2 separate regions of the Homo sapiens genome follow, and region 2 is linked to region 1. Evidence: chromatin loops called from intact Hi-C (ENCODE). Cell type or tissue: MCF 10A. All regions are shown on one strand. Links, peaks and the distances in the headings refer to the core of each region. The heading gives the core; the rest is flanking DNA.

What was found. A loop is a pair of places that touch in the nucleus more often than their neighbours do. Peaks named below come from ENCODE experiments on the same cell type or tissue, not always from the same donor. Only the 100,000 strongest peaks of a DNase experiment are listed, where the experiment ranks them.
Region 2: a loop joins it to region 1, with 11 times the contacts of the local background. A loop is called at or near these places in 1 of 110 quality-filtered maps.

The regions. Positions count from the first base shown.
Region 1 is chr2:108,490,337-108,495,722 of GRCh38, forward strand. It overlaps GCC2 (GRIP and coiled-coil domain containing 2), which reads left to right. Exons shown (of 23, transcript NM_181453.4): 19 at 2,237-2,454; 20 at 4,955-5,149. Among named protein-coding and RNA genes, the nearest start is that of GCC2-AS1, 41 kb to the right of the region's middle. In MCF 10A, for the core only: no CTCF peak of the experiment used is centred there; a DNase peak (open chromatin) is centred at 2,255.
Region 2 is chr2:108,393,926-108,399,311 of GRCh38, forward strand. No RefSeq gene overlaps it. Among named protein-coding and RNA genes, the nearest start is that of SULT1C4, 19 kb to the left of the region's middle. In MCF 10A, for the core only: a CTCF peak has its summit at 3,131 (motif pointing right); a DNase peak (open chromatin) is centred at 3,126.

The DNA of each region.
Region 1 (5,386 bases), core at 239-5,238:
TTTTTCTAGAAGAAAACACCCAAATAGTTGCTAACTGAAAAAGAATATGCAAGTTATCTTTGCAATTCTGTCTTCAATTTGTCATATTTTGTTCACTGTAATACTTTAAATAGACATTAGAAGTATTGGCAAAATAAATAGATTATTGTGAACAAGAAGTTTTCAACTCCTGTGATAAAGAAATTGGGTAGTAGGAGTATTAGGCTGAGGAAAAGAATTCTTCATTGAGCATCTTTTATCAAGGGTGTTGATAATTTTATCACAGATTTGCTTATATAATATATACCTAATCTTATGCTAATCTGAAAAATGAAAGCAGGTTTAGCTTTTTGTGGCTTCTGTCTGTTAACAGTGTAATTTGCATGTTAATCATGTAAACCAAAAGTTTCAGGGAAGATGTACCAGTTTTCTAACTGCCTATCACCAGGGTTTACCATGAGATTATCTTATATATAGTGATGTTTGCTTGATATTCTCCAACACTTATTCTTTTGGAAAGTTATTGCAAATTACATTGCTAACACAAATAAAGTACTGTTGATTCCTCTAAAGTAATTCAGTCTTTCAGTAAGTGTTTTTTGAGCACCTACTATGTGCCAGTCACTTTTCATAGCATTTTGAGGTATCTTTAGGAGTCTTTCCTCTTCTTCAGAAATATTAAAAACTAATGGTATTGTTACTGTCTGCCCAAGTATGAAGAAATAGCCTTCTCTTTATGTAGTCTCCACTTTTAAAAAATGTTTTAATATTCATACTTTATCTATAGCAGATTGTGAAAATGGTTCCAGAGGAATGTGATAATTAGGCTAATTAATATCTGTATTACGCAGAGACTACAGTTAATATAAACACCTCTGTAACAACTGAGACAGAACAGTGAACTTCCATCAGCACAATCATTCTGATTCCAGATGGGGGGTTTAAGCGTTTAGCTTTCAAATTGGTAAATTCATAAATGTCAGTGATACTGCCTGAGAATAGACACTTTACCCACCTCTAATTTTTATCCTGCTTAGACTATTTTTGTAACCTCCGATGGTTCTTCCTTTGCTTTCTGGGTAGATATTGTTTGAAAAAAATGCTTGCAGAGAAATTTGTATACACTAGTATTTTCTAGATTCATTAATCAGTATGAACTTAGTAATTAAGATTTCTTTTCTGAAACATGGTATTTTATTGCATTTCTCCTTTCAGCCACTAAACCCTGTTTGAAACCTTGTATGGTGCGCATGTGTGTAGCAGGTAGAAAAAATATCTTGGAAAAGTACAGACTAAACTGTTAACAACGTTTATCTACCTGTGGAATTGGGATTTTATCCTGCCAGGCATGAGAGTAATTAATAAGGGGCTTTTACTTTTTTCTCTGACGGCTTTTGTATTTTTTAAATTTTTATGAGAGAATTCTGTGGATCCCCTGTATAAAAGGAAATTTATTTATTTATTTATTTATTTTTTTTACCAAAGCCAAACATATAAAACATGAAAACTACAGGTAAACCATTAAAAGTGATGGTTCCCAAATTGTAGGCCCACTGGTTAGTTTCAGGCTGAGTACATAAAAATCACATTGAAAACTACTAAAAGTAGGAAATTCCTGGAACCACTACTGAGATCCTGATTCAGTGGGTGTAACATGAAAATTAGAGGTCTCTATTTTCAACAAGGTATTCCAGTGATTCTCATGTGCAGTGAGATTTGAAACAGCTATAGTAAACCAAGTCTGTGTTTGTTGTGGTTTATGTTAATCAACTCAAAAATGGATACTTTCCTCTAAAGTTTTCTGAGTAAATCAGAAGAGTGTGGGGTTTTTTTTTTTTTTAATGTTTTCAGGGTAGTAGATAAAAGGGAGATTAATCTTACATTCATGTGAGTTACCACATATGATGATGTGAAGAAGTGGACTAATTAAAAGTATAATTATTTTATGCTTTAAATATAATCCTATTTTCTGATGAACCATGAAAGAAGTTCCTAGTCTGGACAACACAACACAGTTTCTTAACTGGGGTTCTTCATCTGAAATGTGTAACACAGATTATTTGAACTAGATGACAGCCAGTGTCAGTTCTCATCAAGTTATTTCACAATGAGTACAGTGCAGGTATGTAGGAGAGAAGTTGATTCATACATTCAGTAGAGGTCTTAGAGCTAATTCTCTTGCAGAACCCAGTTGAGAAAGGCTAAGTCAGCATATAAAGTTGAAAGATCTTCTGTAACTAAGTTTCTCATCTTTCAGATTGTGTTCAATACAGTCAGAGAACATGATGATGAAATCTGAACATACACAGACTGTGAGTCAGCTAACATCCCAGAACGAGGTCCTTCGAAATAGCTTCCGAGATCAAGTGCGACATTTGCAGGAAGAACACAGAAAGACAGTGGAGACATTACAGCAGCAGCTCTCCAAGATGGAAGCACAGCTCTTCCAGCTTAAGAATGAACCGACCACAAGAAGTATGTATGTACACATGGAAATATTAGTTGTTCATGTTTTCATGCATTTGTCTCTTAAATACATTCTTCACAAATTCATAAGAAAGAAAATTTACTAGGTGTCACCAGTGTCAAATCTGTGATTAATGAATTTTGGATTTGCTTACTAGAAAGATAATTGAACCATCTGAATCCTTCCCTCTTCATTATACTTACAGAAGTCTGTATAACCTCTGAGAATGCTGACTTTGATGTATTCCTTACCCTCAATGGAAAGGAGTATTTCTTTTTCTCTGACTTAAACATCCTCTGTCAGTCTCGTGACATGTCTTTTTTTTGAGACGGAGTCTCGCTGTGTCGCCCAGGCTGGAGTGCAGTGGCGCGATCTCGGCTCACTGCAAGCTCCACCTCCCGAGTTCAGGCCATTTTCCTGCCTCAGCCTTCCGAGCAGCTGGGACTACAGGTGCCTGCCACCAGGCCGGCTAATTTTTTGTATTTTTAGTAGAGACGCAGTTTCACCGTGTTAGCCAGGATAGTCTCGATCTCCTGACCTCGTGATCCACCCGCCTCGGCCTCCCAAAATGCTGGGATTACAGGCATGAGCCACTGCGCCTGGCCGACACATGTCTTAATTCTAGTATTCACCAGATTTCTTTCATGTTCTCCGTTGTTAGACATCAAATTTGTCTACTTTTTAAATAGAAACATTAGATAGAGCAAGGAACTTAGAAACACTCAAGCGGCACTGAATGTGTTAGAACTGCATAACCAATATAGCTTCTTTGCTTTCACATTTACAATTAGTTGGAGTTTTAGTTCAGCCACACCCAGTATCTTCCATTCTGCTTCCAGGAAGACATGGAAAAATGTCAGCCATGATGATGCAGTATTTTAGTAGCAAGTTGATGGTGTTTTGGTTTCCCATGGGAAATATTGTCACTGGAGCATTAGCCGCTATCGGTCACTTATTAGGGTAAAAAAGCAACTTCAGAAGAATTTAACATATGCCAAAGAATCAACAAAGGAAGTAATCAGCCAGGGCAAAGGTCGCACAAGAGATTGTAATCTAGCAATCAGCAGTGGAATAAGCAGTCAGCTTACCAGAAACCCAGGAAAAAGCTTCAAAAAGGGCAGTCAGGACTAAGGCAACTTAATGAAATGCAAAATAAATGAAATCTGAAGTTTAAAAATCTAGATTACAATTCTGGTTTCTAACTCAGTTATGAGACCTTGGGCAAAGTCATTAAATTTCTCTGAACTTCAGATTTTTGGGAGTCAATAAACCAATACATGTCAAAGGGCCTGGTAAACTTTACAGTTTAGACCAGGCGTGGTGTCTCACCCCTGCAATCTCAGCACTTTGGGAGCCAAGGCAGGTGGATCACATGAGGCCAGGAGTTTGAGACCAGTCTGAACAACATGGTGAAATCCCATCTCTATTAAAAGTACAAAAATTATCTGGGTGGGATAGCATGCACCTGGAAGTCCCAGCTACTTGTGGGGCTGAGGTGGGAGGATGGCCTGAGCCTGGGAGGCAGAGGTTGCTGTGAGCCAAGATCGTGCCACTACACTCCAACCTGTGTGACAGAGTGAGACCCTGTCTCAGAAAAAAAAAAAACACTATACAGTTTATCAGCAAACAGGAAAGTCTTGCTAGACAATGTAATTGATTAGTTCCGTGCCCTGGATTCTGGGCTCTTACTGTATGAGCACTGTAGGTGTGAGCAGCAACAATTAAGAAGCTGCAGAGGTAAAGGTATAAGGGCAGTGATTGAGGATGTCTGCCAAGCAGATTTCAACAAGTGTGTTTCAAGAAGTATGCAGCAATCTGAAATACCTAATCCTGAAAAATTGCTAGAATCTAGTCTTTTAATTTTGGCCAGTATTTAGCAGTAGTTTGGCCCTCTACTCTAAATTAATAAAAAATAAGTAGTACTATATTATGAGCTGTGTTATCTAACAGTTTATCTTAGCTAGTAGCAATTAATTTATAGCTTCTATTAAAATGAGTAACGTATTTAAAAGTTTGATTACTAAGTTTTTGTTTGTTTGTTTTGTTTTTGAGCTGGAGTCTCACTCTGTCGCCAGGCTGGAGTGCAGTGGTGTGATCTTGGCTCACTGCAACCTCCGCCTCCTGGTTTCCAGCAATTCTCTGCCTCAGCCTCCCCAGCAGCTGGGATTACAGGCACCTGCCACCGTGCCTGGCTGATTTTTGTATTTTTAGTAGAGATAGGGTTTCACCATCTTGGCCAGGCTGGTCTTGAACTTGCTGACCTCGTGATCCACCCACCTTAGCCTCCCAAACTGCTAGGATTACAGATTTGAGCCACCACGCCCAGCTTTGATGACTAAATTTTAAGAAATGCTTTAGCAATTCTTCATACACCTTTCACTTATCTTATAGTTACTTAATTCCTCTACTCTTATCATTTGATATTTTCATTTTATTGTGTATCTCTGTAAGGCCAAATCAATAGATTTTGAACAATCTCACACTTAACCTTTTAAAAAAATCTAATAGGCCCAGTTTCCTCTCAACAATCTTTGAAGAACCTTCGAGAAAGGAGAAACACAGACCTCCCGCTTCTAGACATGCACACTGTAACCCGGGAAGAGGGAGAAGGCATGGAGACAACTGATACGGAGTCTGTGTCTTCCGCCAGCACATACACACAGTCTTTAGAGCAGCTGCTTAACTCTCCCGAAACTAAACTTGGTATGTTACTCTGTCTAAATATGTTTTTCTTATTTAATTTCACTGTCTTATTTAATTACTATTACTCTAAGTTACATATGCTTTTTTGGGCTGCTCCAATAAAATTTCTTTCAATATTCCACTACCTGTTTGTATTAGGGTTCTCTAGAGGGACAGAACTAATTGGATGGTTGGATGGATGGATGGGATGGATGGATGGATGCTTATTAAGTATTACCTTACACGATCACTAGGCCA
Region 2 (5,386 bases), core at 246-5,245, 96 kb before region 1:
TCTTTATTAAGGAGTCAGTTAATGCTTCAAGAAAACCTTGCTAATCTGACATAGGGGCCTATATGCTGCTCTTGCATCCATGTGTCTTTGACATTAATAATTAATTAATAGAGAAACTGAAGGTATTTTATCCCCAAAATCAGCCCTTAAAATCTCACAAGCCCACCTCTTCCACAATAGTCCCTGGGCCTTGAGGAATTGAATAGTTTTAATTTCTGGCCCCGTGTTTCAGGAATGCAGTTTATTTTGATTGGCATCTTCAACTGGACTTGTAGATGGGATTTAATTGCTGTCAAGGTTTAAAATTTAGCAGGACTTGGTGTTCTTTTAGACCCAGGAGTCAAAGCCCTGTAACTCAATGTCACAAGTACATTAAAGGCACATACAGAAAGATACATGGATGTAATAACCTTAATTTTTTTTAATTTAATCTCAGTTTTTTCCTAAGCAAACCAAAACTTGATAATAATGGCATAGGAATTGTTTCAATAAACAATAAAATCTGTTAGGCCAGTTACCAAAAGGCAAAAGTAAAGACCTTCTGCACTGCACAGAAATTTTTGTTTTGTTTTGTTTTGTTTACGAGACAGAGTTTCGTTCTTGTTGCCCAGGCTGGAGTGCAATGGCACGATCTCGGCTCACCACAACCTCCACCTCCCAGGTTCAAGCAATTCTCCTGCCTCAGCCTCCCGAGGAGCTGGGATTACAGGCATGCGCCACCACGCCCAGCTAATCTTGTATTTTTAGTAGAGATGGGGTTTCTCCATGTTGGTCAGGCTGGTCTTGAACTCCTGTTCTCAGGTGATCCACCTGCCTCAGCCTCCCAAAGTCCTGGGATTAGAGGTGTGAGCCACCATGACTGGCCCATAACCTTTAAATAAGCTTTGAATTAGACAAAATTGTTCGCCTTTTTTAGAATGACACTTTTTTAGAAAGAATTTTTTCCTACAATATATTTCTATTGGAAAATATTCAAATAATGAAATATCTATTATTTAATTTAATATAACTTTAGATTCCAAATTATGACATTTGTCTACAAGTATTTATTCCATCACATTCACCTAATTATCTTTTTTTTTTTTTTTTTTGAGACAGAGTCTCGCTCTGTCATCCAGGCTGGAGCGCAGTGGCGTGATCTCGGTTCACTGCAACCTCTGCCTCCCAGGTTCAAGTGATTCTCCTGCCTCAGCCTCCTGAGTAGCTGGGATTACAGGCACGTGCCACCACACCCAGCTAATTTTTTGTATTTTTAGTAGAGACAGGGTTTCACCATGTTTTCCAGGATGGTCTCGATCTCGTGACCTCGTGATCCGCCTGCCTCGGCCTCCCAAAGTTCTGGTATTACAGACGGGAGCCACCGTGTCTAGCCTAATTATCTTATTTTAATCATTTACCTAGACTATGAAAACTGCGATAGTCATCATTTAAAGATATGAAACTCACCATTGCAAAATTATAACTGAAACAGTGAAAAACATGTGACCTAGCCAACTCCATCTTGCTTCTAACCTCCAAGTGTCCTTGTTCATTCCTAGACATGGGCCAAACTAACTTTGGGAGGAATTTAGTTTCTACTTTAGTTTTTAAACAAGATGATAACAGTCCTTTCCCAAAACAAACCTTACTGCCTATGGACTAAACTGCCTAAAGCCACACGATTAGAAGTTATAGTAATTTAACTGAATAATTCAAGATATAGCTATTTTCCTTAAACCAGTATCAATGTCTTATTTATTAAAAATTACACAAGCAAAGATCATTCTGTTTTGGGCTGGGTTTATAGTTTTCTAACCCTTATGACAAATTTTGACATCTTATAGTATTTGGCAGGGATAAGTATAAAATTGCTTGATCAATAAATGCAAACAAAAATATATGCTGGCAGTTCTTAAGACATTTCTAATATTACTTTACCAATAATTTTAAAGCCAACTTATTTATTAAAGTTATATAACCTTGAAAAAGCTTTTGACTAGTATTTTCTTTTTTCCTGATAAAGTATTTGATTCAAGTGCTTTTTTAAGTCAATTAGAGCTCTTATATATATGTATATATATGTAGTAAAACATTGTGTACACAACACATAAATACATAGATGTATTAGGCATGACAATAGAAGTACATCTTATAGATTCATAAGAACCTTTTTTCTTATCTTAGACTTTCAAATTCTCAATAATCTGTTTGCTACCATAGGCAGTTGTCAGCTAAATAGCCCTAAATCTGCATATTGAAGGAAAACAACTTGTAGATAAAAACTCAGATAGCAAAATTTACATCTTAAAGTACTGAGAGAAAAAGTCTAATGGTGCTAGAGAGAAATTAAAGATGGATACCAAATCAAACATAAAATTATAGAAATCTATCATAAGATTGTATGAGGAGACCAATTTTATTTAGCTAGGAACTTCCTCTCTTTTTTTTTTTTTTTTTTTTTTTGAGAGGGAGTCTCGATCCATCACCCAGGCTGGAGTGCAGTGGTGCAGTCTTGGCTCACTGCTAGCTCCGCCTCCTGGGATCATGCCATTCTCCTGCCTCAGCCTTCCGAGTAGCTGGAACTACTGGCGCCCGCCACCACGTCCAGCTAATTTTTTGTATTTTTTAGTAGGGACAGGATTTCACGGTGTTAGCCAGGATGGTCTCAATTTCCTGACCTCATGATCTACCCGCCTAGGCCTTCCAAAGTGCTGGGATTACAGGCGTGAGCCACCGCACCCTGCCGGAACTACCTCTCTTTTAACTGGATCTCTGAGCTCTGGGCAGAGCCCATACTGAATCCTGGGTCTCCAAAAATGGAGAATTATTATGAAGCTAGACCATGTGATGCTTTTACAGTGCACTTAAAAAAATTTTTTTTAAACAAAGGCATTTCTAACTGTCTAAACTACACTCTTCCTTAAAAACCCAAGAGTAGCCTCTGTTGCAATAACTATTTTAGTCAATAAATCAGGTAACACAACACAAAAGGAAGCAATTTAAGAGCTGAGATGAATTTGTCTGCTTACACTCTCAGGGTTCCATAAGGAAAAACAGGTCTCTCCCCAAAGGGAGTCTGGCACCTTCTCCATCTTCTTTAAGAAACCCTAGGCTATTATAAACTATTTTAAGTCCCTCATGCAGCAGAGGGCGCAAGAGAAAGGAGAGACAGCACCAGTAAATTTAGAAAACAGAATTCAGTCAACTGAAAAGAAGAAAACTTTCGCTCAAGAAAAGAACGAGGTCCTGGGAGAAAAAAAAAAAACAACACTTGAAGGCCTTTTAAATACAAACACACACACATGCATGCACATACACACACAACTTGGATGTTATCTTTTAATTAAACTGACTTTTAACCACTGAACTCCTTTTAAAAAATCCTTTTAAGGCCAGGCGCAATGGCTCATGCCTGTAATCCCAGCACTTTGGGAGGCTGAGGTGGGCAGATTACCTGAGGTCAGGAATTCATGACCAGCCTGGCCAACATGGTGAAACCCCGTCTCTACTAAAAATACAAAAAATTAGCCGGACGTGGTGGCATGTACCTGTAATTGCAGCTACTCAGGAGGCTGAGGCAGGAGAATTGCTTGAACCCAGGAGACAGAGGTTGTAGTGAGCCAACATCACGCCATTGCACTCCAGCTTGGGCTAGAAGCGCAAAACTCTGTCTCGAAAAAAAAAAATCCTTTTAAATCTCATTACCATATTTCAGCTAGAACAAATTGCTGCTATTTCAGAAGTACCAAATATCAAACCAGAAAGGGCTTAATTTAGGAAACAAAACCAGGCTGTCATAGTAGGAAAAAAGAAGGCAGAACCCTTAGCTATGGGACTGCACTGTGGGGTGACAGCCATTGCTATTTCAGTTTGGCCCGCCTAGATAAAAGGTGACCTTGTTATGTAAATAAAGCCCCTTAAATAGTCAAAATAAAAAAATCTTTCCCTCCCCTCCTCCCCACCACCACCACCTTTTGCTGGTCATTTTTCTCCCAACACCACACCACCTCTTTTTGTGTGTGGAAATTTAGCCACTTCAGAGGCCTTGTTCCCCATAATTTGGAACTTGCCTTCAGACATGATCAAGTCAGATAGAGTTGATCTAACCCAAATGGGAAAAAGAGCAAAACAACAACAAAAACAGAAACAAACTAATAACAATAAAAACAACATCATCTGTTTTAAGCAAAACAAATGATGGCAAAACTTGTACGATTACTGAGCACTCTAGTGGTAAGGAGAAATTAAGACCAGCTGGTTATTAATCTTAACTTTGACCAAGACAAACCCTAATTCAGTTACTTATGAAGGGATGGGTCTCAGGCTGAAGACTACTCTCTACCATCCTAGAAACTGGAAAAATCTCGAATTCATCTTCCCTACTGGAAGTGAGCTCAAACTCCATAAATGAGTTACCTGCCTTCCATCACCATGAAAGCAATAAAAACTTGCCTTCCTTGTGTAAAACTCCAAAAACAAAACAAAACAAAACAAAACAAAAAACAGAAGTTGTACAGCAAAATAAACTTTAGATCTTGACCAAATTTGGGGAGATCAGGGATTCTCCGGAGGGGGTACTTCTAGGCCTCAGTAAATTGTCTTATTGGTTTGAGCCACAAAGATAGCTCAAGCAGATACCAAGCACTGATAGGAGATTTGTCAAAGGTCTGGGGCACCTCCACTCAGAATCCCTTAATGGTTACCAAAACGTGAACCCTGAAAATCTGAGATAGGTCTCAGTTAACTTAGACAGATTATTTTGCCAAGATTGAGGACACATGCCTATGACACAGCCTCCAGAGGTCCTGATGGCATGTACCCAAGGTGGTCTGAGCACAGTTTGGTTTTATACATTTTAGGGAGACATGACACATCAGTCAACATATGTAAGATGAACAATGATTTTGTCTGGAAAAGGCAGGACAACTTGAAGCAAAGGCAAGACAACTTGAAGTTAGGAGGGGGATTCCAGGTCACAGTGATACAGACTGTAGGCAGGGAAATGCTAGGTAGAAAAGTGCAGGGTCCCTGGTGAGGGCTCCACCCTCAAGCCTGGAACTGCTTTCTAAAGTGAGAACATGCACTCCTGTTTTTCCACCCAAATGTTGCCTTTTCCAAACCCACCCTGGCCCACCCTGCCCCCCATTCTGTATCCATTAAAACCCCAGACTCTATTGGCAAAGGATCAGAGCAGTGTGGCAGAGAAGGAGAGAAGCAGCAGCTTGACATTGGTGAGAAGCAACTTGACTTCAGAGTTATGGCTCAACAGCGAAACCTCGGAGAAGAGTTCGGCCGGCCAGGGCTGGCCGAACTCCAGGGTAAGACCACCTTCCCAATCCATCCCCTTGCTACCTCCCCATCCCACTGAAAGCCACTTTCATCAGCAGTGAAATCCTCCACATTTGTT